Regions from separate parts of the Homo sapiens genome. Here regions 2, 3 and 4 are each linked to region 1. The links are chromatin loops, found by intact Hi-C in ENCODE. Cell type or tissue: B cell. All regions are shown on one strand. Region 1 holds the start of LOC107987299 (a long non-coding RNA gene). Region 2 overlaps ABCG1 (ATP binding cassette subfamily G member 1). Region 3 has its middle 7.3 kb from the start of UMODL1. Region 4 overlaps UBASH3A (ubiquitin associated and SH3 domain containing A).

Region 1 (8,000 bases):
TCAAGTGTTATGGCAAAATCTTGAAAAGCAAAATTAAATACAATCTGCTTGATGGTTTTATAGCATTCCCCTGACCTATCTGGGGAGCCCCAGAAGCATCACAAAGCCCGAGATGAGCATCATTATTTCAGCAGCTTCCCTCGGCTGCTGAATATTGATCCACAGGACTGCTGGGAAGGGCAGAAGCCAGGAGATTCCGGAAGGGCTCCAGCTCCAAGGGCAAAGCCAGCGCGCGCTGTCCTCAGGCCTTCTCCCCTTCTAGCACCTTCATGATCTCTCCTGTTCTCTCCACTGACTGCCTCACACCCCCTCCTGCTGCCCAACTCCAAAGTCGGCCCTTCCTTCCGCCCTTGCATCCCTCTGTAGACTCCTCAGGTCTCCCCCTTTTTCCTCTCACTGTGACCCAACCAGCTGCAGGTTTTCCTTTGTAGGCTTGGACCCAAGTTGGTCCCTGAACACTCCTAGGCACTGATAAAGGTGTTTCAGTTGTTGACCCAAAACATGGAAAGAAACTAACCCTGGCCCTGAGCCAAATTCCTTAAACCCTCAAATAAACTCCATATGCCAACCCCTCACTGTGGACAGACCTAGGTGGAACGCCCTGTCCCGCTGTGTGTTGCGACCATACACTGCAGCCCTCAGTATGTAAGTTCCCCTAATACATGCTTTAAATTGATCACCCAGCATTTAGTGCTTTGTTCGTTGGAATCCCAACCAGCCCCATCTTGGGATGGTTTGGGGCGCTCCCCTGGTGGGAACTCCCTGCCACCGCTGTTAGGGTGACTGCAGCTGGGGCTTCAGCTGGAGGACACACCCTCCAACCCCTAAGTGGTCAAATCTTTCGCAAGATAAAACATTTCAAACTTATCCACATGAAGACAGAGTGACTCCCAAGGGCTCTGCATGTCAGTTTCCCTGCCGGGGCACTGACAGACAGCATTTTTTACGAGGCAACTCCTGAAATTAAGGAAAACCTCCTGGTTGCTGGAATTTCTAAGCAGAAGAGAAAGGGAAGGACTTTGTTACGTCAGCTGACCCTGACTTCCGACAGGACGCACTTCTGCCCCTTCCCAACACCTTGACAGAGGTGACGTGACATAAACACTCCACCCTATTCACCAAGGAAACCCCGTACATGGTGAGCCACGGATCCAAACCCTTACCTGAGTTACCACGTAGAATCCGAAACTGTGGATGTTGTAGAAATACCCTAAGCCGAACAGGGCGGTGAAGGCTCCGCTGGCGAGCATCCCGAAAGTTAGGTAATACCTAATCGGCAGGCGCTCCCCAATGATGCCACTGAGGTGGAGAGAAGGAAAGACAAATAGGAATAACAAACACGCCCGAATGTTAGCAACCTCGTGGCTGTTTCTTGCCGGATGCTTTCATGCTGTTCTCTGAGCTTGGGGAACTCTCAAGCCTTACAATTTCCAGGAAGATTTCATACACTTATTTCCCTATGGAGCGCTTACTCACCAGAAACCAGAGACTGGCAACATCTTAGAAGATTTTATTTCTAGTAGAAGTCCTATCTGTCAAATAATAAAATTCAAACACTAGGACTTATCTATGATAGCTGCCAATGAAAGGAAACAGGAACTCGTCTTGCTAGTTAATCCTGCTTTCACATAAACCATATCCAGTAAATGTATATAGTGTCTTAAAATTCCAGTTGTCAAACTACACCAAATGTCATGAGATCACTTATGACCCTGAGCAAGTCATTCGGCCCCACGAGCTGTAATTAAGTCACCTGTGTTAATACACCTGGCTGGCTGGGCTCAGTGGGGAAGTGGCTTTCAGCTGCTTTGCCACTACCGCCTCCTGCCACACCACTTTGACCTGATTTAAAGGCAGAAGATTTGCTCTATGGTAAGGTCTGAAATGCTGGGGTGGCATCTCTCTGATCCTTCTGAACAGCAATGCGATTCACTAAACAGCTACCCTCTTTGGTGTCTTATCTTCTAGAGCTGTCTGGGGACCTGGTGGCATAAGGGATGCTTAGCGCCTCACTAAAACAGCCTCGAGGGGGGTGGTAAAAAGTCTCCAGCTTCACAGCAGGGAACAGACTTAACAGTCTTTAGCCGCCATCACAGCACAATACCTAATGCCATCCAAAACATCCCTTACTGTTTTATGGGAAATGTCACTATGGACCAACTTAACATTGTGACTTATTAAGTAAACAGAAAAGCTGTAGAGTATCACGGATGGACGTGAGCCCTTCACAAGCATTAGAGACTCTATGGGTCTCACTTTCTTCTGTAGGGTCATTCTAGGAGTCAGATAAACAGGAAACCTAACACACAGTGACACCTGCCTGCCATGAACCCCACTCCGGGAGTCAGCTCCAATGTTCTCAGCTTTCATCTCAAAAACCTACGCCAGAGAGATTTTCCTTCCGAATTCACCAAGTAAAAAAGATCTACCTTGGATCATGCAAATGACCTTTTAAACACTAAAGCAGAAGAAAGTAACTTAAAATTATAGACAACATCCAGGTGAAAATTTCAGCTAAAACCTCACCACACACAGACTCAAGAGCATTGTAGAGCTAGAGAGTTACTGACTTCAACCTGCCCACTTCAGAGACCAGGAGATAGGTCCCTGAGAGGCTGGCTGACCTGCCCAGGTCACAGCACAGCTGGCACAACCAGATGGGCTCCTGAGAGCTGGGTGCTGCTGGCTAGGCTTAGAAGTATTCTCTAATCTTGCTATATGATTTGGGCCTACTTTGATCTCTACTGAAAAATTTTAAAGAAAAGGTCTAATTGAACAAACACCATTTCACATTACATGGGACTCATACAGGGATTCAAGTCCACGCTGCACCTGCTTGAACCCACCAGGCAGTACCTGGGCTGAATGGCTGTACCCTATCAGATCTGATTTCATCTGACATAGCGAACAAAACAGCACCCATCACTGAGACCTCAGGTAGGGACTGTCACACAAAAAGGCCCCTTCAATGCAGCAGCATGTGCCCTTGTTTTCAGTCATGAGTTTACTGTGTAGATGTCACATTAGACCAAATTTTGTTTTAATAACCTTACTGACAAGTTGCATAAGAATTATCTTTACCGTAAATAAGCAACAAGAAACCAGTTTATTTACTTAAAGCAGGCTTTCTGAACCCCAGCACTATTGATACTTTGGCTCCGGTAATTCTGTGGTGTTAGGGGCTGTCCTGTGTGTTGTAGGATGTTTAGCAGCACCCTGGTTTCTAGCCACTAGATGCCAGCAACATCCCTTCCCTGGCTGTGACACCCACAAATGTCTCTAGACATTACTAAATGTCCCCTAGGAGACAAAACTGCCCCCAGCTGAGAACCAGATTTAAATGCAGTTTTCCAGTAACTGAGAAAAACACATTCCCACTTTGGGTCTTTTTATACCACAGATTATTTGTGTTCAGTAAGACTGCAGTGTGGGGAATATAAACATTTGACCTCAAAGTGGAGAAGGTCTGGCAGCCTGGCTGAGACCCAAGCGCTAAGGAAGCCCCAGGTACACACCACACTCTCCAGCTAGGCTCCTGGTCTGCTGCACACCACACACTCTGGGATTCCAAATCTTTATTATTCATTTGTTCACTTAGACAAGTTCTGCAGCAGGAGGCAAATACACACGTTCAATAAAGGGAGAGCTATGCACTCTCCTCCAACAGCAGACACTGCCTGCCTGGGCACCAACCACCCACCAGGGCTCTGAGCGGGGTAGGGGGGCCCAGGTCTTGATGATCCTACACTCTGGGCAGGTCTCAGGGAAGCAGCTAAACATTTATGGGGATCCCTGGGTTTCTCCAGGCGGTAAAGACCTCTGTCTCTGAACAAAAGCCTCTTGGGACCACATGCCTCAGTCTCTGGCTGTGGTGTGACTATGGTTGGTCTCCATCAAAACTTGTGTTGAGGCTTGGTCCCCAGTATAACTGTGTTGAGAGGTACAGGGAGCTTTGAAGGGCATTTGGGTCATGAGGGATCCGCCTTGACGAAGGAATGAATCCGCAGGAGTGAGTGGCCGCGCTCTCAGGACTGATGAGCTATTGTGAGAGGTGAGAGCTGGTTGCTATAAAGCAACGTCACCCCTGTGCTGTGTCTGTTTTGTATGCCCTGCTCACTGCTAACCCATCTCACAGGGGCCTCTGCTAGGTGACGCCCTCCACCACATTACAATGTGGCACGAGGCTCTTGCCAGATGCAGCTGCCCAATCTTGAACTTCCCAGTTAGATAAAAGCTAAATACACCTTTTTTCATTATAAATTACTCAAGCTCAGATATTGTGCTAATAGCAACAGAAAATGGGCTAGAACATCCCTATACTGCCTTTAAAAAAAAACCTGGCTGGACTGACACAATAGCAGTTTTTAATCAGCCAATCACACGTCCTATGACCCATATAATATTCACCACCTGCCTTGGTCAGTTCAAAGTGGGATCAAGAATGGGCTGGGCTGGCAGCACAGGCCAGGCACCGTTGTGAGCTTCTACATACATTAACTCAATCTTTGCCCCAATCCTATGACATAAGAACTATTATTTCCTCCATGTTGCAAAGGGGAAACTGAGGCCCAAAGAGGTATAGTAACTTGCTCAAGGCCACATCCTAGCAGGTGGTAGAGCTGGGGTTCAGATCCCAGCTGGTGTCTCTCTGGAGTTCCCTGCCCACCACGCAGAGCTGCCTCTGCTGTACTCAGAGCTGGGACTCAGATCCGAGCCGGTCTCTCTCTGGAGTTCCCCACCCGCCATGCATGGCTGCCTCTGCTGTGCTCAGAGTTCTGGGGCCAAGCTGGGCATCCAGGTAGAGCTGTTCAGCACATCCTGTGTCAACTGTTTCGATCATCAGGTGAAATTCGTTATTTGGGGCATATAAACAGATGGCAACCTCTGAACCACAGGAGAGGTTGGGCTCTGCTGAACAGGAAACTAGTCCTCTGTTCCTGAATGACCACGTCCCAGGATTGGCAGGATTCATGGTAGGTCCTAAACTTCAGGGCCAGGAAAGCTGAGGGCAGCCTGTGTCAATTGGCACAGTGCCCGGGACACGGAAATCCTCTGCCTCGAGGTCCTGTGTTGTGGGCACAGCACACGCACTTGCTCTCTCCTAAGCTTGGCCTCGTCTTTGGGAAGGGAACAGCAGGGAAGCCAGTGGCAAGCGGGGGCCTCAATCCCGCGCGCCTGTGCACTTCAGCATAGCGGATGTCTTCTCTGCACGGAGGGGCCAGGTAACCAGGAAGGGTCTGGAAAACTGAAGGAGACCTACCTGAGGTACATCCCCACGGCATAGGCGCACAGGAAGGAGTAGTCCAGGGCCCCAAGCAGCTGCTGATAGTTGTTCTTATCTATATGAATTTGAAAACCAGCAGGACAAGCTCAGTATTGTTTAGTTTATGTTCTAGAGCACGGCTATAAAACACAAAGCATCTGTTCCCGAAATCGGGGTGTACTTAGTGAAACGCGTGGTTTTCCACATAGAAAACAAGGCGGTGCATTTTCTGTTCAGTTTCTTGCAAAGGAAAATGAAGTCACCGCAGTTTCAAATAATCACTAAATATAATACAGGCGTCATTCAGATGAGATAAAATCCCCATTGTGCATGGTGGCTGCACATTTGATTGATGCCTTTTCTTTTACGTGTCCACTGGCTTTTCTGCAGCACACCTGCCTAGGCCAGCACCCACACCAGCGCCTCGTGTCTCTCTCTTCTTCTCACCCACAGAACTATGCCCTGCAAGTCCAAAATACAAAATGCAAATGATCTTCAGCACATTTCCCCATAAAGAGAACCTTCTTTCAGGAGGAACAGCTCTGCGCACAGGCACTGTGGACACCGTGGCGGTGAAGTCATGTGCTTTTTGGTAGGAGAGGGCTGTCATGGAAATGCAGTTACATCTGGGAACAGCATTACTGCTGCTAAAGTGATTAATAGCAAGGCTGGAAGGACAGCCGCTTCGGCTCCTGGACGGACCGATAATCGACTTACCAAACGGTGCCCAGCCACAGTCGGTCTCATTGTCAGGGAGCTGGTGGGGGGCAGCGGACCCAGACTTCCTGTTCTGGCTGCTGAACCTGACGTCAGCTTCATCCCAAGCAGTGCAGTACTTGTGGAGCTCACCCTGGGACGTGATGGGAGGGCAGAAGCAGGGAGAGGAAGTGCCCTCAGTGAGGCTCAGCATGGGGCACAGAGAGGAACAGTCACCCCTCCTCTCCCAGCAGCCTGCCCAGGGCACCTGCACCCTGCATTCTAAGAGGGACACAAGGCGCTGCTGGCGGTGTGTCTGCAGGACCCACAAGAATGCCTGCTGGTGACGTTTCAGCAGGACTCTCCAGCAACCCCACTCCTGAGCACGTGACGAACATAAGCCATCTTCATATGCCACCAGAAGACGAGCCTCGGGAGCAGTTTTAGTTCTAAGAGCTCCAAGCTGAAAGCCGACTGCCTGTCATCCTTGACCACCTGTCCACAAGGAAGAAGGGGTACATTTTCCTAGATTCACACAACTGAATGCTACACACCCGTGAAAAAGAACAAGTTACAGGTCCAGGCAACAATGAGGATGAACCTCACAAACATAACATGAAGCAGAAGGAGGCAGACATGAAAGAGTACAGACTGCAGCATTCCACTCATAGGAAGTCCAAGCATGGGCAACGAATCCATGCGGCTAGAGGTGAGAGTCACGGTTACCTAAAGGGGGACAATGTGGGACAGGGGATGGGGAGCTGTCTGGGAGCCAGAAAGGGTCCATCCCTTAACCTAGAGGATGACTACCCCTATGGGCATGTACAGATCTGCCAAACTGTACACTGAAGATTTGTATACTTAGTAAGTGTAAATCATACCTCAATTTAAAAATATCCCTGGGGCAGGGGACCACCCACCCACCAAACTGTCCACAGAACCAGCAAGCAGGGCCAGGGTTGGAGACACTTGTCTGGGAGGTGGGAGGAGGGGAAAGCCATCGCCCTGGAGTTTGGTGACTGGCTGTGTGAGCATGTTACTTGCTGCCCCTGCCTCGGTCTCCCCCTCTGCAGACAAGGCTGCTGCCCAGTTACAGAAGTCACTGGGACCCGTGACGCTGAACACCAGGCTTTTTGCACAGAGCTTAGGATGACACGGCCCTTGTGAAACAAACCCTGGGCAGAGAGGAAAGCTCATGTGTCGGGAGGCAGAGGGGCCTGAGTGGGTGCTTCTTGTTGGGAGGCAGAGGGGCCTGAGTGGGTGCTTCTCGTTGGGAGGCAGAGGGGCCTAAGTGGGCTCTTCCTCAGGGCATTCCTTGGGAAGAGGAACAACACTTCCAGGACAGCGCCACATGTGGCAGGGGCTCGTCTTGTTGCGGGGGAAACTGAGGAAGACAGAATGTGCTCTGTGACTGTGTGTCCCTCCCTGGTGGCCTCTGTCGCTCCCATGCTTCTCTTCTCAGGGGTCTCTGTAGTGATCATTCTGCACTATTCAAGATTCAAAGGAGTTGCCCCATCAAGCGTGAGTGATGGCGGCAAGTGAAGTCCTTGTGGTCAGAGGGGTGTCCCTTAGGGGGATCGAGTGCCCATTCAGTGCCCGTGATACCAGAGGGGTGTCCTCGTGAGCTGGAACCTGAGAGAGGCCAGGGGTCTGGAGGGCAGTGCACAAAGCTGGCTCCAGGTCAGGGCACAGAACGCTGGGCAGGGAGCCACCCCAGTGCCCAGGCAGGCAGCAGCCGGAAGTCCTGCCCCCCCTCTTCAGGAGGGAGTGGCCAACAAGGCTGGCCACTTTCAAAAGGCCAGGGCTTTTGAATCGGAGCTAGACACCCTGATTTACAGCTGGCAGCACGTGGGCCACGTCACTGAGTCCCGGCATGTCACACGTGATGCAGCTGCTCCACGGTCACGTGACTCTGCCGTCATCACTGGGCTGTTCTGCTATAATTAAACACTGTCCCCAAAAACTAGCCAAGGGCTCTACTTTACAATGCAAAGTCATCATCTGCCCAGCAGCTCCCTTGGCAGAGCTGGTCCTCCCTGGA
Region 2 (8,000 bases), 310 kb after region 1:
CAAGAAAGCCCACTTTAGCACAACAGCCTCAAAGAAGCACAAAAGTAACTCACTTATGCTAGGGAACTATCCATCCCCCTTCAGCCTGAGCATCTGCCCCTCTCAAAACCCCTAGCCACAGGATCTCCACACTCTGCCTTTAACCGGGCTGCCTCCCCTCCCTGTTCTAGCAGGTTGGATCAAGTCACTAGCACTTGGTTGGAATCCAGTCTTCCCTTAATGGAATTCCTGAAAGGATTTATTCATGATGCCTTCCATGCACTTTAGCTGGCCTGTCATTACAGGCCTTGTGAAATGGCTATAGAAATTAAGAGAAAGCAACCCCGAATTTGAGAAAGGTGTCCAAATGCATTTTTATAGCGTAGAAGCAAACCAATACAGATAATCTGACTTGGCGCTGCCCGGAATATTTAACCCCTTCCTGGTTTTTGGCAAGGATGAGCCTGGAGGGTTGGGTTTCAAAGAAGGAGGCGACATTCCATTCCATCAGAGCGTCACCATGTGGAGGCCACGGCCTGACTGCAGATAGGAAAGAAAACGCTCTAAAGCCCCAGATATGACTACATTTGTTCTCAACCTGAACTTCGCCTCAAGGTAATCTTGGGAGGTAAATTTGATTTCTGAGAATCGCTTCACCTGTTGGAGAGAAAGCACGCCATGCACATCAGCCTCCCCTTCCTGGTGAGAAGAGGGAAGCTGGAGCCTCTCCAGAGGGACAGGAAATCCCTATAAATGGCCAATGGCCGCTGACATCCAAGCAGGCCAATTAAAAGGAAAATACATCAGTTTACAGCCAAGGCAACCCCACACCATTTCATAACACGGGGCTAGGCACAGCTGTGCCTTGGTGGTCCAGTCCTGTGCCCACGTCAGAGCTAAGCACTTGCTACGCTCCTTTTTGGCCTGAAATCCCACAGACCTGGTTCTGAGTTCCTTCCTCCCCACTCCTATGACCTTGGTCACGTCTCTGAGCCTCATGTCACAGGTTTCCACAGGAAGAATGTGCAGATCCTTCCTGAATCGGCCCCATGAGCCAAATGGATTGAAGAACGGCTATCATTCAGTCAACTACGCGTGGGAACCGCCGGGATCTCCTGGGGGATGGGCAGTGTACGAGTACCCAAGCATTCCATTTGTTCACTGTGGCCAATCACGCCCTAATAAAATGAGACCCTTGTGTGAATGGGCTCTGAAAGCAGCTTACGATAAAATCTGCTCATCCCCATCATCTTTACCTAAGAAGAATTTTATTCTGTGAACTTACTCTTAACCACATTCCTAAATGTTCTCAACATAGTGTCTACTCTGTAGGAAGAAAAGGCTGCTTTCAAAAGAGTCACACCTAAGGGTGAGGAGGAACAAATAAACCAGATCACTCTGATCTGTCCCCAGCGCAGTTTGTGTGACAGCACCAAAGCTGATATTGTTCCGAGCCATTTGTCCCATCAACACAAGCTACGTGAGTGAATTCCTTGAGGGAGAGTAATTACTGTATCTGAGGCCGGGGAAATTATCCTTGGGGTGTACTCCTCTCTCCTGAGAATAGTTCCTCTCACAATTATGTTTTCTGCTAGGAATCTATTATATGATCTAGTTTTCCCTCCAAAGACATCATTAGTCATATGGTGAAAATGTAACTACAATTGAAAATACAAGATGTTTTGTTAAAATGCCATATTCAACGCTTAGTAACTGTCAAGCTCAAAAGTTTTACAGAATCAGTGCCTGGCATCTCTTCTTAAAAATGCCGCTACTGTTTCCCGCATCGCCTTTCTTGTAAGGATTGTGAAGTTCTCCTTCTTTAAAATAATTACGTAGGACTTCATAAAGTTATTCTGGTCACAATGCTCAGCTTTGCTAGGGCGTTGTATGTTGCGTTTGTATCGCAGCACCATGTTTTGGGGGAAATCATGTGAGAAAAAGTCTTTCCTGGAAACAACCGGAGTGGTCCAGTGTCTTTGTAATGGGAAGGAACTTGGAGTCAGAATAGCTGGGTCCTAGCCCTGGCTCTGCCTTTGAGTGAATCAGCTCTGCGCCCGAGCTCCTGTTTCCTTTGCCCTACTGTGAACCATGGGACCAGGCACTTTCTTTCTTTCTTTCTTTTGTTTTTGTGTTTTTTTTTTGAGACAGAGTCTCACACTGTCACCTGGGCTGGAGTACAATGGTACGATCCCGACTCACTGCAACCTCTGCCTCCTGGATTCAAGCAATTCTCCTGCTTCAGCCTCCCGAGTAGCTGGGATTACAGGCACTCGCCACCACGCTTGGCTATTTTTTTTGTATTTCTACTAGAGACAGGGTTTCACTATGTTGGCCAGGCTGGTCTCGAACTCCTGACCTCGTGATCCACCTGCCTCAGCCTCCCAAAGTGCTGGGATTACAGGCGTGAGCCACTGTGCCCGGCCAGAACCAGGCACTTTCAAAACTGCTTCACTTCTTACCTTCGGAGACACCTCCCCAGCAATGCCAGGACATCCAGCCTCCGCGTGATCATTACAATTAGCTCAATGCATCAAACTGAATTTTTAAAAGTTGAAAACAATGGACTTGATACAGACAGCAAAATGAATATACTGAGAGCAGTCAGAGAAGTAGCCCCTGACCCAACGTCACACTTGGAGTCGCACAGAGATGATGCCAAATACAAACTCCGCCACTGTGAGAAGAGAGAAATGCAGAGTGAGGCTGGGCTCTGACTTCTCAGCCTAACCTAATCATGGCTGGGGACTGAGACCACCGCCAGCAATTGGAGGGACAAAAGCAGGAGCAGGAGGAACCCATGCATGGGAGGGGCAAAAGAGGCCGACTTGGTGGACCAGCAGGCGCAGAGGCGGACCAGGAGGGTGGCGACCCGTGTGGGTGAGGTCCAGTGGGATGCAGCTCCTCCTGCAGCCCCAACACAAGATCCGCATTTAATGCGCACTGTTATTGATTGTCCTGGCTTTTGGTTGGGGAAATATGGTACCCAAGTTTGGAGCCAACTGGACGCAGCACCCAAGAACAGGCTGGTGTTGGGACAACAGTGGGCACAGAGAGGGCTTCTGCAGCTAGCACCCTTTGGCAGGAAAAACTCTTCAGCAGTGGCAACTGAACCACCAACAGCAGGAAATCCTGTGGGCACCAGAGCCTCCAGGAAGAGCTCTGCTTCCCTGCTGGCTACATGGACCCTGGCACCCCATAAGGCCCTGTGCTAGACAAGGCATGGCCACTGTGTCGGAGTGCACAGAGCTAGAAATTGCTGTCCTCATCCCAGCCCTGCCCCTTTCAAGCCCAGGAGCATGGGCAAGTCCCTTAACCACCTTTGTCTCAGTTTCCTTTCTATTCTGTGTGCTGGAGTGATAAACCATCTAGACTCTGAATTGTAGGCACCAGGAACAAAGGAAAGGATGGGGCAGGCAGGGGAGGAGGAGCAGGGAGAGGGAAGACAGACGCAGGTGCTGCTGTGGCTGGGGAGGGCAGTGGGTAGGAAGCCAGACAGCAAAACTACCCTTGGCCCCTGCAGAAACCAGCAGCTGGAACACAGCAGACATATCCTGTCTGTCAACCCCTCTGGCTCCACCCATTTCTGAGTCATGGGCAGGTCCCTCGGCGGCCCATTGCAGGCTCTTCCCCTGCCTGAGCACACAAGGTTACTGTAGGGCAAGTCTCTATCTGGTGGCCACCCCGCCCGGGCTGCGCTCCTAAGAATGGACAGTTGGGGCTCCTCCCTCACTACAAGCCATTACCAGCTGGCTAACTGTGATGATTCATGTGATCAGTTTAAACACTTAGAGAATATAGGGGTGACAAGTCACATACTGGGTGATGTGGTTTGGCTCTGTGTCCCCACCCAAATCTCATCTTGAATTGTAATCCCCACGTGTCAAGGGAGGGACTGGGCGAGAGGTGTGATTGGATCCTGGGGGCGGTTCCCTCATGCTGTTCTCATGATAGTGAGGGAGTTCTCATGAGATCTAATGTTCTAAATGTGTGTGGGTTCTTTTATGCTCTCTCTCTCTCTCTCCCCTCACCCCATGCCACCATGTAAGACATGCCTTGCTTCCCCTTCACCTTCTGCCATGATTGTAAGTTTCCTGAGCCCTCCCCAACCATGCCAAACTGTGAGCCAATTAAACCTCTTTCCTTTAAAAATGACCCAGTCTCAGGTAGTTCTTTATAGCAGTGTGAAAATGGACAAACACACTGGGTAGGGGAGCGATACTCACTGCTTGCAAACACTGGCTACACCTGTGTGCCAGGCTTATGCCAAGACATTTCAAACCCAGATGCCACCAGGTTTCAGATGTCTTCATTTCTGCATTACAACCCATCTTCATTTTACAAGACACCTTTCCCAGCATTTTCTACTGTCATGACAACATTTCCAAGGCCACACATAACAGACGGACAGGAATCGCTCTATGTTGCTCACTGCTTTGCCATAATTTGTCTATATAGACAAACGACGCCAAAACATGACGCGGTGTCCTGGTTTCTTGATACATTTTTCTATAAAATATTTCTTTAAGTTGAGAAGGAGAATTCTAGAACCCTATGTTGAAATTTCAACATGATCAAAGGAGTGGGCCCACATCTGAGCCTGCCACAGAGCTGCTTTCTTAACAGAACAGGCTGGTATGCTCTGAAAATGCAAGTATCACATCACAGTGCTATACTGTTGTCTGTTGAGAAGGTACTGAATCTGTTTCTGCTTGTGCAAACACAGACATACAGTTACCCAGCCACCAACTGGGCTTGCAGATCCCAGGGACCAGTCTTTCAAAGCTCTAAAATTGTGATTACAATGAAGATGGGACTGCCCATGCTAAGGGTCTCAAAGACTTAGCTTCAAGAGGGTAGAAAAACAAAAAGAAGATAATAGGGAAAAGAAGAAAGACAACTGAAAATTTAAAACGTGAGTCTTGATTGGTCTTCTTCAAAATGAAAGAAGGGCTGAATCCAGTTTTAAGTTCAAAGTCCTAAAATATTAGCATATTCCAGGGGTACCTGAGTCATTTGTATTGTTCCAAAGTCCTCCCAGATTTTCAAATTGCTTTCCATGATTCAGTAGAAACTAGGGACCATGGTTTCTTGATGAAGTCTGACACGTCCTCTGCCTATCAGCTCCCCCAACCCACCTGTCTGATCCACTTAGGAGCAGACAATGAGTGCTTGGAGCATAAGGAGATGAAGGATAAATTCCACAGAAGAAACAGATCAGGCTTGAAAAAAACACACCAACCCAGGGCGGCATTAACTCCACAAACTGTGAAACTCTAGAGCTAGGGAAGGTTGCTGAGAAAACTCAAACTACCACTCATCAATTTCCTGTAACATGCAACAAGCTAGTGGCAAACTCCTGCACTGTGTGGCGTTCCAGACACCTCCTGAGCTCTATCCTCTCTGTTTTTTCTATTTTTATGTATCAGCTCTTTTCAACAGTTTAGTTTTCTTTCTAGCCTACCACAACCACCCACAAAAGAATCCTTTCAAGATGGGTCTCTGGAGAGGTCAGTCTAGGTCACTGGCCACTTTTTAACACTTCACGCTTGGGAGGGGGGCACCTGTCCCCCATTTTGCTCTGGGCGGTTGAAAAACAGTTCCATCTTGAAAGATGGACATGAACAGCATCCACAAAAGAGGACTCTCTCAGCACATGCCAGAAACAGGCACACTTTGACACCCGTCAATCTTTGTGAAATTCTCCATAATGACATCGCAGAATTTCAGAGCAACCATGAACTTTGAGATCACCAAATCCAACCTGTTCATTTTATAGGAGAGGAAAATTCAGGCAGAAAGCAATAGAATAAATTGACCACAGCAGTGACGGCGTTGGGAAGAGAAGCTCAGCCTCTCAACCTCCAGACCCCGATTTTGCCCAAACAACCTGTTGCCTCCTTCAGAGGCTCCTCCCAGCTTGATACACAAAGCAGCCGCCCTCCCTACCTTTCTTCCTCCACCAGGGTCCTTCAGGAACCGAATAGGAAAGGTCCCTGAATTCAATGTTCACAGCTGCCCTCCGAGGCAAGGAGGAGAAGCGCTGGGCTTCCGTGAGGTTATTATCTACTTTTTTCAGATGTCCATTCAGCAGGTCCGTCTCAGTGGCCTCCATGTTGCTGGACACCACCTCATCCACCGAGACACACACCGACTTGGGCTCCGTCATCTCTGCAGAGTAACTGCTGGCATTCTAGAAAAACCAGAGGAAGCAACAAGACCTGTTATAAGCTGCATCAAGAAAAAGAACATGAAGAGATTCACCATGAGGCTCAGGGTCATTGGTTATTAATAGCAACACTTCTTCCACTGCAGGAGCACCTTTGGCCCCAGGAGAAATGTGCCCACCTAGAGGAATTTGTCATCTCCGTCACATTTTCTTCTATTAAAAAATGCTTAAGGTAAAGTGTTACACTGATCTACAAGTCTTACTTTGGAATCATAAAATCTAATCATAAAACTATAATCCATGAATCATCACTTGCCTCAAAGAAGAAAACACTGGCCACCATAGGCATCGATCTATTTACAGTCCCCTCATTTTAAAAACCTCAATAAAGACACACCAGGTGCCTAAGAAATAAAAAACCGAGAAACTTATATTTACACTGAGCTGTTTTGTGCCTTTCTCGCGTAATCTCATAAAAATGTCTCAGGAGCAATGACATCACCTGAGCTGCTGAGTTTTGTGGGGATTGGCCTTTGTATTTTGCATTTAAAATTTCCAAATCACTTACAATTCTACTCTCTTGCTACCTCTTCATAATAGTGCTGAAAAGTTGGAATGGTTAACATTTTTTAATATGTTAGACAAACAAGGAAACTGAGATATAGACAATTTAAGGACCGTGTTCCAGGTCTCACAATCAAGTGAGTAGCAGAAGTTATCCCAGAATTTGAGTCATAAAAAAAAAAAAAAGATAGGTGTTCATTTCACTGCATCAAGAGAATACCTAATCTTTTGTAGCTACCATTGGCTTTTAAAGCTTCCATTGGGAGTCAAACGAACTGTAACTGATTGCCAAGAACCCAGAAGTACCTATGCAAAGAAAGAAATACCCTTTTTCAATGGCCTGGCAACCGTGAGCAAATCAATAAGCTTCAGGTACCTTCAAAACACAGAAGAACCCTGGGGGAGCAAATTGCTGTGCTTTTTCTTGCTGTCTTCCAAATCGAGAGAGAACATCTCACAGTGCCAAAAGCACACACACACCCCTTCCAGGCATCTTCTACCTCTGAAGTCCTTCATGAAATCAAAACTTAGCTCCTGCACTATAATATTGTGTGGCTAAAACTAAAGGTGCCAAGTGAAACTCTGACAAAGCTGAGCTTGGTCTGCTGGTCCCGGGCATGTGGGGTGTCTTGGATGCCAGCGTAAGTGGGTTCCCCGCATTCCCGAGCAGAGCTGGGAGGGTGTATGTGTGTCTGACAAGGGATCCGCCTTCCTTAGGGGTCTGGTGTGATGATAAGATGCAGACTCCAAGGGAGCGACCCCGAAGCCTCCTCCCAGCTGGTCCCAATGCCCCTGTGGCAGGGCCTCTTGGAGGAGCTGCTACGCCATGCCCCTCAGCCTGCCCTCTGGGATCCCATGCTGCTGCCCCAGGTGTTTAGAGCTCACTTTGATTCCAAAAGAGCCCCAAAAACACCAAATCTGGGCTTTGGAGGGGGGATGTCAACAAAGCTGTGGGACAAGACAATGCGCTCTAGGTCTGGTTCCCTGTGTCCATTTCCATCCCCACCTTGCCACACAAATAAAGACACAGAACGCGCTGGGTTCTACCCAATCCTGCTGGCAGATGTGGGCTCTGCCACGTGACCCCCGATGGCTGTGTGTGCAGTTGAGGGTAAGTCCTAGGGTGCTCGAGCAACTTCTCTCCCATTGTGGGTCCTCTCCACCTCCACCCCAGGAGGCCAGCTGCCACGCAACATCTGCACCCTCTCCCCAGGCACCCATTGCAGGTGTGAGGCCCCTGCTGAAGCCCAGGGACAGATGCTTCTTTCTTGTGGCTGAAGCCCACACT
Region 3 (8,000 bases), 470 kb after region 1:
CCTTCGGACCCTTCTGGAGAGTTCTCCGGGCCGCCTCTGTTTTGCTCCCCTCCCCCATCTCTCTCTCCCTCACTCACACAGACACGTGCCCTCGTCTTTGTCTCTGTTTCTGTTTACCTTTGAAGAAGCTCGGCTTTCTTATCACAGCCCGAATGACTTTTCCTTTTCCACATTCCACTTCGGAGACTGTGGCCCTCCACGGGCAGCAGTTGCCGGGTTGGATGGAAAGCGAGGGTGCGGCCTGGGGTTGGGACATTGTCTCCAGGCCCCAAGGAGCAGCATGGGCCTGTCGCTTTCTCGTGGCAAGGCCAGAGCAGATCGGAAGGCGAAGAGACACGAGAAACTCCCAGAAGAGGCGCCCAGGCCTTCAGAGGTGCTTCCGTAACACAGCAAAGGCATAGCTAAGGCCAGGGGGGCAGTGGACACGCACGTGCCGGTGTGTTTTCAGACCCTGCATGCCTCACAGTGGAACCTGGGGAAAGCCCTGGATTAGGAGCCAAATACCCTCAGTCCAGTCCTCGTTCTGCCAACGGCTGGACAGGGTCCCCTGGGTGGCATTTATCCATTCAGTGCCTCGGTTTCCTAAATGAGAAATTACCAAAAGGGAATAGTGATGCCTTCTAATTTAATGGTGTTTTAATGCCTCCTGATTTTATGAAAACCAAATTAATTAATGTATGGGAATGCCTTCTAGAACTAGAGTGTATTTTAAGTATCCATCACTTATTGTCATTAAATGTAGGTAAGGCCATTACTGGGGAAATATAATTAAAAATAAAATGTGCTGGCCAGGCACAATGGCTCATGCCTGTAATCCCAGCACTTTGGGAGGGGTGGGGGGTGGATCACGAAGTCAGGAGTTCAAGACCAGCCTGGCCAAGATGGTGAAACTCCATCTCTACTAAAAATACAAAAATTAGCCAGGTGTGGTGGCACATGCCTATAATCTCAGCTACTTGGGAGGCTGAGGCAGAGAATTGCTTGAACCCAGGAGGCGGAGGTTGCAGTGAGCCAAGATCGCGCCACTGCACTCCAGCCTGGAGGACAGAGCGAGACTCCATCTCAAAAAAAAAAAAAAAGAAAGAAAAAAGACGTGTGCTCTAAACCCAGGAAACCTCTCCACAAAGGTGGAAAAGAAAGAAAAGTTTCATTATTGAATAACCGTTAAGCCAGAAGATGATATGCATCACAAGCAATGGCTAAGAGACTGCAAAGAAAGGATCTTATCCTTTTAAAGACTCAAACAGGTACAACTAACTGCATGCGTGTTTTCAACATAAACAATAACTAGTCCTTAAGGAAGAGGCCCTGACAGTGCCATTTGTCACACACCGTTGACCCCAGAACCACCTGGTCACTGGGGTTACCATCTGTGTTTGTTAATTGTCTGTATCTAGAAGAAGAATGAACTCCTATCTTCATGACAGGAGGTGGTTTTGCAGCTTGGAGCAAGATCAACTAAGTTAGGCTTTTGGCCTCCCTAGGAAACCAGAGAGGCCAGGAGACAGTTTGGGAGGCTGAGCTGGGCAGATCGCCTGAGGTCAGGAGTTCAAGACCAGCCTGGTCAACATGGTGAAACCCTGCCTCTACTAAAAATACAAAAAAGATTAGCCAAGCATAGTGACACACACCTGTAATCCTAGCTACTCGGAAGGCTGAGGCAGGAGAATTGCTTGAACCCAGGAGGTGGAGGTTGCAGTGAGCCGAGATTGCGCCACCGCACTCCAGCCTGGGCGACAGAGCGAGACTCCGTCTCAAAAAATAAATAAATAAATAAAGAGTAATGCTCAGAGAAAAAGGAGAGAAAAATCTCTTCCCTTCTTTTCAATCAGGAGAATTAAGCCTCTATTTTTAATTTGTCTCTGTCCTTGAAATCCTGAGGTGGTTTTAAGGGCATAGGGCACTTACCAGAGAAGACTGGCCTGGGTGCTTGCCAGGGCCTCTTCCAACTCTGAGATCGTGAGCATCAAGGATAAGCTTTGGAGCCTATTGATAACCGCATTAGCACCACGATCAGGAATGCTGTCGCCCTAACAATAACGTTAGGACAAAGAATTCACGGTTCATGTAAAAGAGCGAATGCAAGTCAGAAACAAAAATCCACCTATGTCTGGGTCCTGGGACCTGGCTGCGGAGGGCAGCGTGGTCTGGAGAATAGGGTGCCAGCCAGGCCTGGTGTCCTGACTTCTAGACAGGACTCCAGCCTGTCTGTAAAAGTTGGTGCAGGCTGAGTGCAGTGGCTCACTCCTGAAATCCCAACACTTTGGGAGGCTGAGGCGGCCAGATCACAAGGTCAGCAGATCGAGGCCCTCCTGGCCAACATGGTGAAACCCCCTCTCCACTAAAAATACAAAATCTGGGCATGGGGGTGCATGCCTGTAATCCCAGCTACTCGGGAGGCTGAGGCAGGAGAATCGCTTGAACCAGGGAGTCGGAGGTTGCAGTGAGCCAAGATCATGCCACTGTACTCCAGTCAGGGTGACAGAGCGAGACTCCGCCTCAAAAAAAAAAAAAGAAAAAAAAAGAAAGAGATCTGGTGCAGTCCTTGGCCACCTGGACTTCAGGGTCTTGTTTCCAGATAGTGAAGATAACTGGCTCGATCCACACCTGCACCAGCATTTCGTGACTGGATCATCTCTTAGGACGGGTCAGACCACGGTGCTTCTAGACCCATCAGGGCCATTCTGCACCCAGTAATGGATATCATCATGTGGCTTTGAAATAATGAAGCAAGAGCAATAGAATCTGAACTGAAACGCAATAACTGCATGAATGAGTTTATAGTGTGGCATCTTAGAAAGCTTTCTGCTGGAGGGTTCCAAATAAGTGACGCCAAACTCAGAGGGGATCGTTCCCCGCCAGCCCTCATCGCAACAGGCAGCTGCCCCAGCACAGTCACTCCTGGAAAACACCAATGTCCCAAGGCGCGGAGTCTTTCTGCCGGGGCTGAGGTTGGGATAAAAGGACATCACAACAGTGAGTTGCCTCTACCTCGAATCAGGCTTTAATGTTTAAGAGGAAAAGAGAGAAGGTGTACATTCCCCCAGCCGCAAGGATTTTCAAAAGTAAAAACAGAATACAACAGATTCAATAGTTCCAATAAATGATTTTAAAATTCTCAGATATGCGCTCTTTGTCAGGATTCTCCAGAGAAACAGAAAACTGATTTTAAAAAAAGAAAAGAAAAGAAAGAAATTTGTGGGCCGGGCATGTTGGTGCACGCCTGTAATCCCAGCACTTTGGGAGGCTGAGGCGGGCAGATCACCTGAGGTCAGGAGTTAGAGACCAGTCTGGCCAACATGGCAAAAACCCATCTCTACTAAAAATACAAAAATTAGCCAGGTGTGGTGTTGGGCGCCTGCAGTCCCAGCTACTCAGGAGGCTTAGGCAGGGGAATCGCTTGAACCTGGAGGCAGAGGTTGCAGTGCGCCGAGATCACACCTTTGCACTCCAGCCTGGGCAACTAAAGCGAAACTCTGTCTCAAAAGAAAAAAAGAAAAGAAAGAAAGAAATTTGTGATTCTAAGAAATTGAAATTGGCTCACACAGTTACGGAGCTGACAAGTCCACCACCACCTGCAAGGTGAGTCAGCAAGCTGGGGCCCAAGAGAGCCAACGTGTAGTTCCCGTGCCAACGTAGGCAGACTCAAGACCCAGGGAGAGGTAATGTTTCAGTTCAAGTCCAAAGGCAGCAAAAAGCTGATGTTCCAGTTCGGAGGCCGTCCGGCAGGAGGGGTTCTCTCCTCCTCGGGGGAAGGGGCAGCCCTTTTGCTCTTTTCAGGGCTTCAGCTGATTGCATGAGGCCCACCCACATTCTGCTTGACTCAGTCTATTGATTCAAATATTAATCCAATCAGATCAGAGGAGGGACCTGCAGAGGCACGGCCGGCAGAGAAACTGTTGGGCTGAACTGCCAACGGAGAACGCCAGGGATCTGATTCACCAGCAGCCTTGGGGACATTCACCTCGGGCTCGACAGACTGCCAGAAACCCCCCAAGCCCCAAGGCATCCATATAACGGCCAGGTTATTTCAGATTGACACACATCCTAATGTACGAGTCAGCCCACACATCCCACAGGCGCTGAGCATCTCTTGTTTTTCACCCCAAATAAACTCTGCTGAAACTGGGGGGCCGCAGGGTGTCGAGAAAAGGGAAGAAGGGCAGAGGGCAGAAGTGGGTGGTTTGCTCTGCTCCACCCATGGGAGGCTGGTGCACACGGCTGCTTCCGAAAGGGCTTCCTGCTTTAATTGCAGTGCTGAGACACAGGTGGCTCTCACGCCCTCTAATTCAGGCAAAGCCGCCACTGGGGCCAAGGGGAGCCGGGGGACAAGCAAGCGGCCAGTTGGGAGCAATGTTCACGATAGCTCCTTGCGTGCACCAGTCCCAGAGTCTTAGAGGGAGGGATTCCTCCAGGGGGTCTGAGGCCAGAGGTTTCCACTGCTCCTGTCCTAACGATCAGGTGAGCAGCCTCCCTGGGCTCCTGGGTCTAAGGCATCGCTCAGGAGGAAGGACCTTCACCACATTTGCCAGGAAGGTCTCCTGATACCCATGAAAGGCTGCTCACCTGCTGGGAAGCTCTTTAAAAAATCCCAATGCCTGGCCTCCAGCCCCAGGAAAGCAGCTTAGAATCTGTTTGGGGGACACCAGGGGGGACTCCGAGGGGCAGCAAGGTTGACAGCCTCGACCCAGTCCAAACACAGGGCAGCTTGCCAATGAGGAAGTGAAAGTGAAGGGCCCTTGGCCCAGGTCACCCTGTGCAGCGGGCTCAGTGGCAGCCCCCTGCACCCCTGCAAAAGATATGTCCAATCCTAACCCCAGGTACCTGTGAATGTCAACTTACTTGGAAAAAGGGTCTTTTTGCAGATGTAATTTAGATGAGATCATCCTGGATTTAAGGTGAACCTAAATCCAATGACTGGCATCCTTACAAAAGGAAGGAGAGAGAGATTTGAGGTGCATGGAGGGAAGCCCTGAGAAGCCATGGAGATTGGAGTGATCCATCTACAATGAGCCCGGGATGCCAGGAAGGGCTCACCCCAGAGCCTGGGAGAGGCAGGGGACGGTTTCTCCCTCGCAGCCTCCAGAGGAAACCAGCGCTGTCAGCCCCTCGATTTCAGACCTGCAGCCTCCGAGCTGCGAGAGAGTGCAGGTCTGTTGTTCAGCCTCCCAGCCTGTGGTTCTTTGTTTGTACAGTAGCCCCAGGACGTCGGTTAGGGGTGCAGCCTTGCTCACTCTCACGGGGCCCCTCCATTGGCTCTTCTCACCATCCACTTCTGCCCTCTGCCCGTCTCCCCCCTTCTCCGCCCCTGCGAGTCCCGCCCCAGTTCCGGCAGAGTTTATTTGGGGTGAACAACAAGAGACGCTCAGTGCACGTGGGGTGTGTGGGCTGACTTGTACATTAGGATATGTGTCAATCTGAAACAACCTGGCCATTCTCTCGACGCCTTTGGGCTTGGGGGCATTTCTGACAGGTTGTGGAGCCCAAGGTGAATGTCCCCAAGGCTGTCGGTGAACTGATTCAGATCCCTGGTGGTCGCGACTGACAGTTCAGCCCCTCCCTGGTTTCTCTGCCAGCTGCGCATCTGCAGGCCCCTCCCTTAGATCTAACGCATCTGTAATGCTTTCATCTCACTGAGAACCCTCCGCCTCTGGCAGGTTAGAGTAGCACTCAGGGTTGGATGTATTATCTCACCACATCTGCTTCGGTTTCCCCTGCAGAGGCGGCTCGGCGTTGGCACTGGCGCTGGCTGGGCACAGCCCTAACTAACTTGCTTCTTTGCGATCCTTCCCCCACTTTCATTTGGAAACGTTCTCACACTCTCTGCTTCTTGTAACCTCAACAGTGGGTGATGTTGAGAAAGTGTCATTTTTGTCCCAAGGCCTTTCTCCCTGTTGGATGGTCCCAGGGCTCGGCACAGCAGCCTTAGCAGGGCGGAGAGGGAAAAGGCCAGGAGCCCAGCACCGGGTGCAGTCCAGGGTCCCAACCTAGATTCTCTGCCTGCCGCGAGTTCACGTGGGGAAGGCCAATTTGTCCTGAGGAAACCACAGCTCAAGTGCTCACCATGATGCTGATGACAGTGGCCATCAGTCCCCACTGTCCCGCTGCAGATCTTGCTGATTTTCTGATACAGAGATGACCTCAGAGCCTTTTGGGTGGAGAAGAAAGCACCCAAGATCAAAGTCAGGGCCGGCCACTGGGTGCCACTGCATAGGATTTTGCCCTGGAGATAAGTTGAGGGAAATGAGGGCGCGAGAAGACGCTGCCTCACCTGCCCCTGAGAGAGCCCCACGGGGCAGTGTTCAAGACCCCACTTCCCGCAGGGCAGGGGCTGGGGCTTGCTGGGGACGTGTGTGGGATCTGAGCACAGGGACAGCCTCCAGCCTGTAACCCGTTGCCGCTTCCTCCTTCCAGAAAAAAAACATGCCTCGCAGGGGCAGGCCCAGCCCTGTGGGGTTTCAACTTCTGAAGCAGTTCAGGCGAAAGGCCGAAAACAGGAAGTGAGACTTGGGTGGTGGGAGGAGGGTATGGGCAGGCAGGAGGGATGCTGATACAGAAAATTCACATTTGAGAAGAACCCAACATATAAGAAAGGAGAGGAAAAGAGAGAGAGAAGACACCAGCACGAACTCCCCGTGGATGTGCCGGGTTTTTCTTCAGCTGCCTATCTGAGAGCCGGCCTCTGCCCTGCCCCACTCCTTCCACACACATTTGCCGGCCCTGCCTGCTGCAGGCCAGCCTGGGGCCTCAGTGGGACCCGCTCATGGCCTCCAAAAGCCTTAAAGTCTCTTGGGGGCTAAATTGTGTCCCTCAAAAAGATATGTTGAAGTCCTACCCCTCCGAACTGGTGAATGTGACTGTATTTGGGAACAGGATTTTTGCAGGTGTAGTTAAAATGAGGTCAAATTGGAGTAGGGTGGGCCCTAAATCTAATATGTCCTTATAAAAAGAGAGACATTTGGATGCAAATGAATGGAGAAGGGAGTACCATGAGACAACAGAGGTGGAGGGGGAGCGAGGCGGCTGCAGCCAGGGCACACCAGGGACCACCGCCTCCGCCCACACCAGCACAGGCCAGGAGGGCTCTGTCCAGACACCTGGATCTTGACCTTCCGGCCTCCAGAACTGTGAGGGAATCAACGTCGGTTGTTTAAGCTCCCAGTTTGCACTGCTTTGTTCCCAGCCCAAGCCGACTCACACAGAGTCTAAAGGGGAAGATGTTAAACAGGTTAAACATAATCCTCCCGCCTCAGCCTCCCAAAGTGCTGGGATTACAGGCATGAGCCACCATGTCCGACCCTCACTGCTTTTTTGTTTGTTTAGTAATTGGCTGGTTTTTTTGTTTGTTTGTTTCTTTAGACAGGGTCTCTCTCTGTCACTCAGGCTGGAGTGCATGACAGGATCTGGGCTCACTGCAGCCTCGACCTCCTGGGCACCAATCCTCCCACCTCAGCCTCCCGAGTAGCTGGGACTACAGGTGTGCACCTGTAGGTTAAACATAATCCCACGCCCAATTATGCCCAGACAACAGGGTCCGTGGCACCAACACTGAAGCCTGAAGGGAGAAGGGTCAGTTGGGCCCTCCGGAGAGGCTGGGGCCGGGAGCTGGCCTCACCCAGGAACCCATGCAGAGGGCAGGGACGCCGGAGCACAGGGCACAAGATGCATTTCCACTGCCCTATCACTCCACCCTTCCAGCCACACGCCAGGTCCCGGCCTGCCCGGCCCCCAGGACAATGTAGGTGCTGAGAGCTCTGCCTCTCTAGAAGTGGGCATCAAGGCAGGGCACCAGCGAACGTGGCCCCGGTCACCATCAGTTTCCGTGCACAGGGTGTGTCCCCTCACAGGGGCATGGTGACCGACCGAGGCCTCCAGATCACTTGGGGCAGAATCAGAAGAGGCCGACCTCAATTTCAGCAGGAATTTAGGTCAGATAATGAGGGCTGTTAAGTGTCAGGCTGCCTTGTCTGAGGTGCTGTGATGAGAAATGCTGGCATTGG
Region 4 (8,000 bases), 120 kb after region 1:
AGGAAATCACTCCCACCAACAACTGTGTATGCTCAGGCGAGGGTGTGAAGCCTCAGTGGGGAGCCCAGCCCTGGCAGGCACCTTGATTACAGCCTTGAGACCCCGAGCTGAGGACCCAGTGAAGCTGGACTCTGACTCTCAACCCATAAATACCATAAGATAATAATTGCACTTTGTTTTAGTGGTAATTTATTATACAGTCATAGAAAACTAATAATACGACCTAGGACTTTACATTTCATACACGGAGCAGAAGAATAAATAAACCCAAGCTCAGGACCTCTGAGTATAATTTATTATGTGTGTGATAAAGAAGTAGTATTTTGCAGTAATTTGGGGATTACCATCTCAAATTACTCTAATGCAGAGTAATTCATTCTTTTTTGAATGTTATCATCAGAAAACCAGGGACGAACCAAGATGTTTACTATATACCTGCAGGAATAATTTTGTCAGCATACAGAATGCAATTTTACCAATAATGGAATGGTCTAGAAGCACACTGTTGGCAGGTGGGCACTCTCACACAGTAACTCAGAGAGAGATGACGGGGCTGCAGCCAGAGGCAGCACTCACCTGTGCTTCACCCACGTGTCAGACTCACTGGCTCGATCCGTGTAGTTTTCCGGCAGGAAGCCCCGGCAGCCCGTCCGCTGTGAGATCCCAATCACCCAGCCCTCGCTGGCTTCGTCCTGCTGCGTGGGGTCCACAAAGATGTAGTCACCAGGACTTAGCGTCAGCTCATCCACGTTCTGGGGTTTGTACTGGAATAGGGCTCTCAGGGTCTAGAAAAGAGGCAAAGGGGTTTCACGTCTCGAGCAAAGATTTACATTGGAAAATGGCAGCAATAGGAGGCCTATCACCTGCCACCTCCTGCTTTCTGCCCCTCCAATGTGTTCTGTGTCTCCAAGACTCCATCCAAAGCTTTGTCTGGCAATATATAGCACAGAATGTAATGAAACGCAGCATAGAATTCTTTGGATAGATTTAGAAATACATTTTGGGGCCAGGCGCGGTGGCTCACGCCTGTAATCCCAGCACTTTGGAAGGCCGAGGTGGGTGGATCACAAGGTCAGGAGTTTGAGACCAGCCTGGCCAATATGGTGAAACCCCGTCTCTACTGAAAATACAAAAATTAGCTGGACATGGTGGCGGGTGCCTGTAGTCCCAGCTACTTGGGAAGCTTGAGGCAGGAGAATCACTTGAACCTGGGAGGCGAAGGTTGAAGTGGGCGCAGATCACTCCACTGCATTCTACCCTGGGTGACAGGGTGAGACTCCCTCTCAAAAAAAAAAAAAAAAAAAAAAGAAAAAAAGAAAAAAAAAAGAGATACATTTTGGGATCTATCCATCATCCATCCATCTAGGTACTTTTTTGTCTACAAAAGATCTGAAGGCATAAGCAGACTTTCACATCCGCCTTCCTCGGTGTGAGGTTATTGACACCTCATACGATACAGAACATGGTGGATTCATTCACACGTGCTCTCTGGGTCTGAAAGGAGCATCACACACTTCGTTTCTAAACCCATCGATTCATGGGCAGGAAGTCCCAGAATGAGGTTTCACTCAAATCATTCTTTAAAGTGAATTGTGCTCACTTTGGCAGCACATATAACTAAAATTGGAATGCTGCAGAGAAGATTAGCATGGCCCCTACATTTAAAAAATAAATAAATAAAAAAGAATTAATAAGCAAAACATGTATTCATAGATCTTTACAATAGTCCTTTCCTTTCTGTCTTTTTTTTTTTTTTTTTTTTTTTTGCCAGTCTCGCTCTGTTGCCCAGGCTGGAGTGCAACGGTACGATCTCTGCTCACTGCAACCTCCACCTCCCAGGTTCAAGTGATTCTTCTGCCTCAGCCTCCCGAGTAGCTGGGATTACAGGTTCGTGCCATCACGCCCGGCTAATTTTCTGTATTTTTAGTAGAGACAGCGTTTTGCCCTGTTGCCCAGGCTGGTCTCGAACACCTGACCTGAAGTGATCCACCTGCCTCAGCCTCCCAAAGTGCTGGGATTATAGGTGTGAGCCACCACACCCAGCTTCCTTTTCTAATATTGGAAATGCTTCTATTTTGTTGTCTGTGCATCTCTAACTCACATATAAAAGAATGCTGGTTGTAAATTGCACAAGAAAGAGAATGGCTTTAGAGAAGCAATAGAAATTTTCCTTGCTACTAACATATCTCCCTTGGAGGGCTCCAGGGGGTACATGCTGTCAGGTGAGTGGCCGTTCACTCATCTGCTTCTTTTTTTGAGACGTCTCGCTCTGTAGCCCAGGCTGGAGTGCAGTGATGCTACCTCCACTCGCTGCAAGCTCCGCCTCCCGGGTTCACTCCATTCTCCTGCCTCAGCCTCCTGAGTAGCTGGGACTACAGGTGCCCGCCGCCGTGCCTGGCTAATTTTTTGTATTTTTAGTAGAGACGAGGTTTCACCATGTTAGCCAGGATGGTCTCCATCTCCTGACCTCATGATCCGCCGCCTCGGCCTCCCAAAGTGCTGGGATTACAGGCGTGAGCCACCGAGCCCAGCCCATTCATCTGCTTCTTATGAGCCCCTGCTCAGCTCTCTCACCTGGTAGTGCACAAAGCGCATGTCTCGGGAGTAGAGTGCTGCGGTCCACTGGCAGCTGTGGCCCAGGGGGATGGCTCTGGCCAGCTGCTCCAGCGTCCTCTGGTGGTGGGGGTAGAACTTGTGGGCCAAGGTCAGATGCAGCTGTTTGGTGCAAGGCTTCACGGAGCAGTCTGTGAAATCAGGGAAACACAGAGGGTGCCAGGACACCGTTACCTAAATGTCTCCTTCCTCCGACCTCCATGCTTCCTCCACAAGGCAAGGGCTCTCAGAACTCAGAGCTCATTTGGCCCGCTCAGAACTCACATCATAAAGGAGATGGCTGGATCCCTGTAGATTTTTCCAGGAAGTAGGAAAGAGGACGATATGGAGATGTGGGTTCAGGGTCTCGGGGGCCTATCGGTTTGCAGGCTAGCTGCCCGAATGCACGATTCAGATGCACAGAGTAAACGGCTCCTCCATTCCCCGGGGTGTGCACGTTACCCAGTGGCCTGGACTTGCAGGCCCGAGCTCCAGTTCAACGGCTTTTTGTTTAATCGTAGAGTTTCAAGAAGAAAACTCTTTAGGCAACAAAACTATAAAACACACAGTGTCTTTAAGGTTCACCTTGTTTTGGTGAAGCAGGAAGTCCTGGGAGTGGTTGAGCCTCAGGTCTTTTTGGGTGTCCTCTGCCCCTGTGGCCCTAGCCCTCCCTGGTCCTGCCAGGGGCTCTCAGGTCAGTCTGAGCAGAGCAGCTGGCATCACCAAAGCAGCCAGGATCTGATTTCAGTTGAGCCACAAAGTATTTTATGTCCTAGGGAGGCGGTCTGTGTCTTGACGGGAACAACACAAACTTTGGTGTCAGATAGACCTAGTTTTAGGCTGCACTTTGCCCCCTTTTGCAGGGTGACCTTGACTGAGCCTCTGGGCCTGCCCAATTTCTGCTTCAGCAGCATCTGCTGGAGGACGGCAGCGCCTGCTCGCCAAGGCTGCAGTGGGAAATCAGCCTCCTAACCTAAAGTTTCCTGCTAGAGACGCCGTGTCGGTGCACAGACGTACCCTGCCCCCACTCCACGGCAGGGCACTTACAAACAGGATCTGCTCACCCCCTAAAAAAGGTCAAGGTTGATGCAAGCCTTTCCCTGGAGCCCCGAAGTTGGGGCTCACTGCTGTCTCCCACGTGAGAGGTGAGCCTTTAGAGGCAAATGGGAAGCTCCCACGGTCTCTAGGAAAGCTGGGGCACTGAGGCTGCACAGCCCAGAGCAGCATGAGTGTGTAGGTGGTGGGGAGCAGCATGAGTGTGTAGGTGGTGGGGAAATTCCTTTCCTGACTTTTGTTTTTAGCAGTCGGGGAGGACCGCCTTGCCATGCGAGTGAGTGTGGCCTGGGAAAGACCCACTGCAGGTTGCTGACGTCAGAGTGAGTCACACCGACTTCTGAACGGGTCCTTGCGTTTCCTTCTCTCTGCGGACCTGTGCCTATGGGCACGTTTCACTGGGGAGGACCAACGCGGGCAAGGGGGCCTCATGCATTTGCCCCAAGAGGGACCTCGGCCACTTCAGAGCAGTGACTGGTCACTCATCACTGAGAGAGTCCCCTCCACCCCCTCGGTGTCAGGCTGAGAGCATGGGCCATGGAAGGGCAGGACACAGCCTGCTTAGGGTCGGGGCGTAGATGTGAGGTCAACGCTGGCTCCCACAGGAAGTGGGGCTGCCCAGCATGAACCCAGGCAGCATGGAGCAGGACAGAGGTGGGTTCAGGTCCCTGCTCCGCCAGCCTGGTTAGGGGACTAGATTGGTTTCAAACAACAGAAATGTATTGCCTCCCATTTCTGGAGACTAGAGGTTCAAAATCAAGGTGTTGGCAGGGCTGTGCTCTCCCCGAAAGCTCCTGGGAAGGGTCCTTCCTGGCTTCTTCCAGTTTCCGGTGGCCCCAGGCGTCCCTTGGCTTGTGGCTACATCACTCCAGTCTCTGCCTCAGTCGGCACATGGCTTCTCTGTGTCTCTGTGCGGCCTCTACCCTTACGGGAACCCACCCTAATGCAGTGTGACCTCCTCCCAACCAATCGCATCTGCACAGGCCCTATTCCCAAGTGAGGTCACATTCCCAAGTTCCTGGTGGACAAACATTTTTAGGGGACACCGCTCTACACACCACAGGACCTTGGGCAGGCCCTTCACCCTTTGCAGCCTCAGTCTTCCTGTTTTTAAGATGCTGCCAATGAGGTTCACTGGGGGAGGGCCTGGGTGTGAAAGAGCCATCATTTGATAAAGGATACTAATCCACAAAGACCGGGGGCGACTTTCTAATTATTCAGCAGATTCGATCTCCAGACTCACAAGCTGCCATCCAAGTGGAAGCCCAGGATTCAGGGATGGATTTACAGGCCAGGATCTGTGCTTCATACATGTCTGAGCACAGACAGACACGCTCCCAGAGAGAGAAAGTGGGGAGCCCTCCCACCAAGGCACTGCGGCCTCGTCAGATTTTAGAGTCGGCAAATCTCAGCAATACTGAGTGCCTTCTGTGTCCCGGGAACTATGGCAGGATGGGCCACAGACTCAGGCAACATTGTTCTTGAAGAGTGAGAGCCCTCATTGTTTTGTAGAGAAAGAAAAAGAGACAGAGAGAGTGGACATGACTTGATTAAGGTCATGCCACTCATCAGGGACACAGAAAAAAATCACATCTTCTGACGTCAAGTCCACAATCCTTTCCACTAAACCCCAATGGTAGCCTTGGTCTCCAGGCCAGGGCTGGTGTTTGGAGAGAAGGGAATTTTGATGATTCTGAATATGAGTCTAAATAATCTTTCCCTGGAGAGGCCAAGGAGAGAGCACTAAGCTCATACTGAAAATACAGAAATAAGTCACGTAGGACTTGTGTGTCTCCCACTCAAGGCTGGGGTGGGGAGGCCCTGACTCCCTGTGTGCACCAGCCTCCAACCCCGTCACAGTCACCCACTCAGGCTTGATGCTTGGCACACCCTTCTGGGGCACTTTCCCAGGCTGTTGGCATATAGCTAAGCATTTTAAAAACCACATAATGAGAACAAGGCTATTCCCGCCTAAAGAGAAGACCAAAGCTGGTCCGGAAGCTTTCTAATGGCTTACATTTTTGAAGGATGTAGTGGCTCACGAAGGAGGCTCTAGTTAAATTGCTCAGCCTCAGGTTAGGGCCATGTCCAGGCACCTGGCTGAAAATCCAGAAGCGGGAAACGGAAGTGCCTGGGTGAGGACAGGTGCAGCCACTGAGCCCGGAAGAAAGCCCACCCAGCCATCCCACCATTGCTGCTGGGCTCTGCTCCCCTGGAACCCACCCACTGCATCCATGTGCCGGGGGCTAGTCCCTGCCACAGAGGGCTCACTCACTGTGAATCCAGCCCTGTGTTTGCAACTGGCCAGGGCTGCCCACCTGCTAAGAGAGATGCTTCCGTGGCGAAGGTCATGGCGAATTCCCGGATGACGTCTGCGGGGCTGCCACTGACGAAGAAGCCGAGGTAGCTGATGGAGGAGTGGAGAGCCAGAGGCACGGCCGTGGGGAAGGAGCCCAGGAGCCTGTCTCCAGCTCTCTTCAGCGCCTCGTACAGGCATTCCACCTTCTGGTCTTCACACTAAGGGGACAGAGACAGAGCCTGTGTTTCCACACCTCTCATCAGAAGTCATCTATTAATTTAATTAATAACAATCAGGCAGCAATTAAAGTGAGATTCTTTTCTGTTCAAAGCGCTGTAACATAATTTATTGCGTCCCTTTGTGTCTGGGGTTATGGATTTGTTCTATACCTGGACCTCGGTTTTTTCAAATATTTCAGGTAAGTTTCTTTGCAGGTTGGAGTCTCCTTTAGGTGCCCAGGTTGGAAATCCCCTGGTCGTTGAACTGCATCCCCTCCCTCCATGGCACGTGCTCATCACCTGCCAGGCCCTTTCCTCAGTCCCATGGCACACTGCTTTGCTCAGGTTTGCATGATTTGGCTTCTGGAGGTTTCTAGCAGACTCCAAGGCTGCCCAGGCACTGCTCAGAGCCTGTAGTGAGCGGGACTCAGCTGCACTTCCAGCTGCGGGGCCACCCTCTCTTCCACGGCTGAGCACTGAGTCGGGTTCCACAGGGACTCCTCTAAGGCACTGAGGCTCTGCCTGCCTCCAACCCTCTCCTCCTCTTTTGCCTTCACCAGCAGTCTCTCCCCTGTGCGTCTCCTGCACTGGGAATTCTGCCTTGGGGTCTGCTCCCTGGAGGACCTGAGCCTGCACAGCCCCTGGCCCGGCCTCCCTGATGCCCCCTGAGTGGCTGCAGGACCCTCTTTCTGATGCAGCTCCCACCCCTGAGGCCGCAGGCTCTCTGTCACCTGGAGAATCCCTCAGGCCCACGGAGCCCGACAGGTGCTGGCCCGACAGCCTTGCCCACGGGGCTCCCACCCCCATCCTCCAGCCAGACGCAGCCTCTCCTGACATCTGGGCTCGGTGTTGCCTACCGCCCTGGGGAGGCTGCTTCCTGGGCTTGAAAACCTTCCCAGTGCCATTGGCCACATCGGACCACAGGGGAAACCCAGACACCACACCCTCCTGGCGGGAGTTGGCCTGATCCCTTCTCTTCCCAGCACCGGGCTGCCCTCGGAATTTCCCACAGTGCTTCTTACAAGCCCAAGTATGAGGCCAGATCACAGTGTTTAATGCAGCTTCCGTCTCCCCATGGACAGGCCGGCCTGACATTCCTCCCTGTCTGTTTTCTCTGCAACCCTCAACGGCACTCAACACAAAACCACCCAGTGAACACATGTCCATTCCTGAATCCGTCTCACATTGTGTTTCTTGGCCTCAGATATGTAATTTTCAAGAATAGTCATGTTATAAGTGTAGCTGTGATCAATATCACACTTCGGAAGATTAGTGTTTTCATTTTACAGCATCAAGGTACACAGTGAGTCTCCGTTACACTCTTCTGCCTGTGAGGGGAGCTCCACTAACCACGGCCAGGCCAGAACTGGGGTGGGGGACTGGGAGGAGCTAACGACAGAGGGAGGTGTGTGAGTGTGTTTGTGTCTGCATATGTCTATATGTGTGTGTGTCTGTGTGTGTGTCTGCATATGCGTATGTCTATGTGTGTCTGTGTGTCTGCGTATGTCTATATGTGTGTCTGTGTGTATGCATGTGTGTATCTGTGTGCATATGTGTGCATGTGGTGCTTATGTGTGTGTCTGTATGTGTGCATTTGTCTATGTATGTGCATGTATGTGCATGTCTGTGTTTGTGCATGTGTGTCTATCTAATGTGTGTCTCTGTGTGTGTCTGTGTGTGTCTATGTGCATGTATCTGTGTATTCCTGTGTGTGTATATCTGTGTGTATCTGTTTGCATGTGTACCTATGTACATGTAGTGTGTATGTGTGTCTATCTGTGTGTGTCTGTGTATGTCTGTATCCATGTATGCATGTATATATGTGTGTGTCTGTGTGT

The links. Hi-C counts contacts between places; a loop is a spot of excess contacts. Peaks named below come from ENCODE experiments on the same cell type or tissue, not always from the same donor. Only the 100,000 strongest peaks of a DNase experiment are listed, where the experiment ranks them.
Region 2: a loop joins it to region 1, with 12 times the contacts of the local background. A loop is called at or near these places in 7 of 110 quality-filtered maps.
Region 3: it touches region 1 in a loop (7-fold over the local background); 3 of 110 quality-filtered maps call a loop at or near these places.
Region 4: it touches region 1 in a loop (4-fold over the local background); 2 of 110 quality-filtered maps call a loop at or near these places.

Annotation. Positions count from the first base shown.
Region 1 is chr21:42,532,811-42,540,810 of GRCh38, reverse strand. It overlaps SLC37A1 (solute carrier family 37 member 1), which reads right to left. Exons shown (of 20, transcript NM_001320537.2): 4 at 5,981-6,113; 5 at 5,261-5,339; 6 at 1,164-1,299. LOC107987299 (a long non-coding RNA gene) reads left to right here and starts at 6,159. Exons shown (of 2, transcript XR_007067878.1): 1 at 6,159-6,668. RefSeq lists enhancers at 1-369, 4,694-4,743, 4,774-4,963, 5,014-5,063, 5,394-5,573. In B cell, a CTCF peak has its summit at 3,255 (motif pointing right); DNase peaks (open chromatin) are centred at 4,760, 5,690, 6,070, 7,860 and 1 weaker place; H3K4me3 peaks cover 1,573 bases; H3K27ac peaks cover 4,508 bases.
Region 2 is chr21:42,223,843-42,231,842 of GRCh38, reverse strand. ABCG1 (ATP binding cassette subfamily G member 1) reads right to left here. Exons shown (of 15, transcript NM_016818.3): 2 at 5,929-6,172. Among named protein-coding and RNA genes, the nearest start is that of ABCG1, 8.7 kb to the right of the region's middle. RefSeq lists enhancers at 3,178-3,427, 3,618-3,667. In B cell, no CTCF peak of the experiment used is centred here; a DNase peak (open chromatin) is centred at 3,552; H3K27ac peaks cover 1,128 bases.
Region 3 is chr21:42,060,057-42,068,056 of GRCh38, reverse strand. It overlaps a transcript of UMODL1 not described here. Among named protein-coding and RNA genes, the nearest start is that of UMODL1, 7.3 kb to the left of the region's middle. RefSeq lists enhancers at 152-706, 3,890-3,959, 4,910-5,019, 5,390-5,559, 6,540-6,779 and 2 more. In B cell, CTCF peaks have their summits at 3,753 and 4,093; DNase peaks (open chromatin) are centred at 4,216, 4,716, 5,316, 6,476 and 2 weaker places; H3K4me3 peaks cover 3,387 bases; H3K27ac peaks cover 4,691 bases.
Region 4 is chr21:42,411,186-42,419,185 of GRCh38, reverse strand. It overlaps UBASH3A (ubiquitin associated and SH3 domain containing A), which reads right to left. Exons shown (of 15, transcript NM_018961.4): 4 at 5,964-6,162; 5 at 5,663-5,776; 6 at 2,575-2,744; 7 at 577-785. It also overlaps the pseudogene RNU6-1149P. Among named protein-coding and RNA genes, the nearest start is that of UBASH3A, 11 kb to the right of the region's middle. RefSeq lists enhancers at 3,746-4,215, 4,306-4,395, 3,331-4,530. In B cell, no CTCF peak of the experiment used is centred here; DNase peaks (open chromatin) are centred at 1,465, 3,925, 4,715 and 6,445; H3K4me3 peaks cover 430 bases; H3K27me3 peaks cover 179 bases.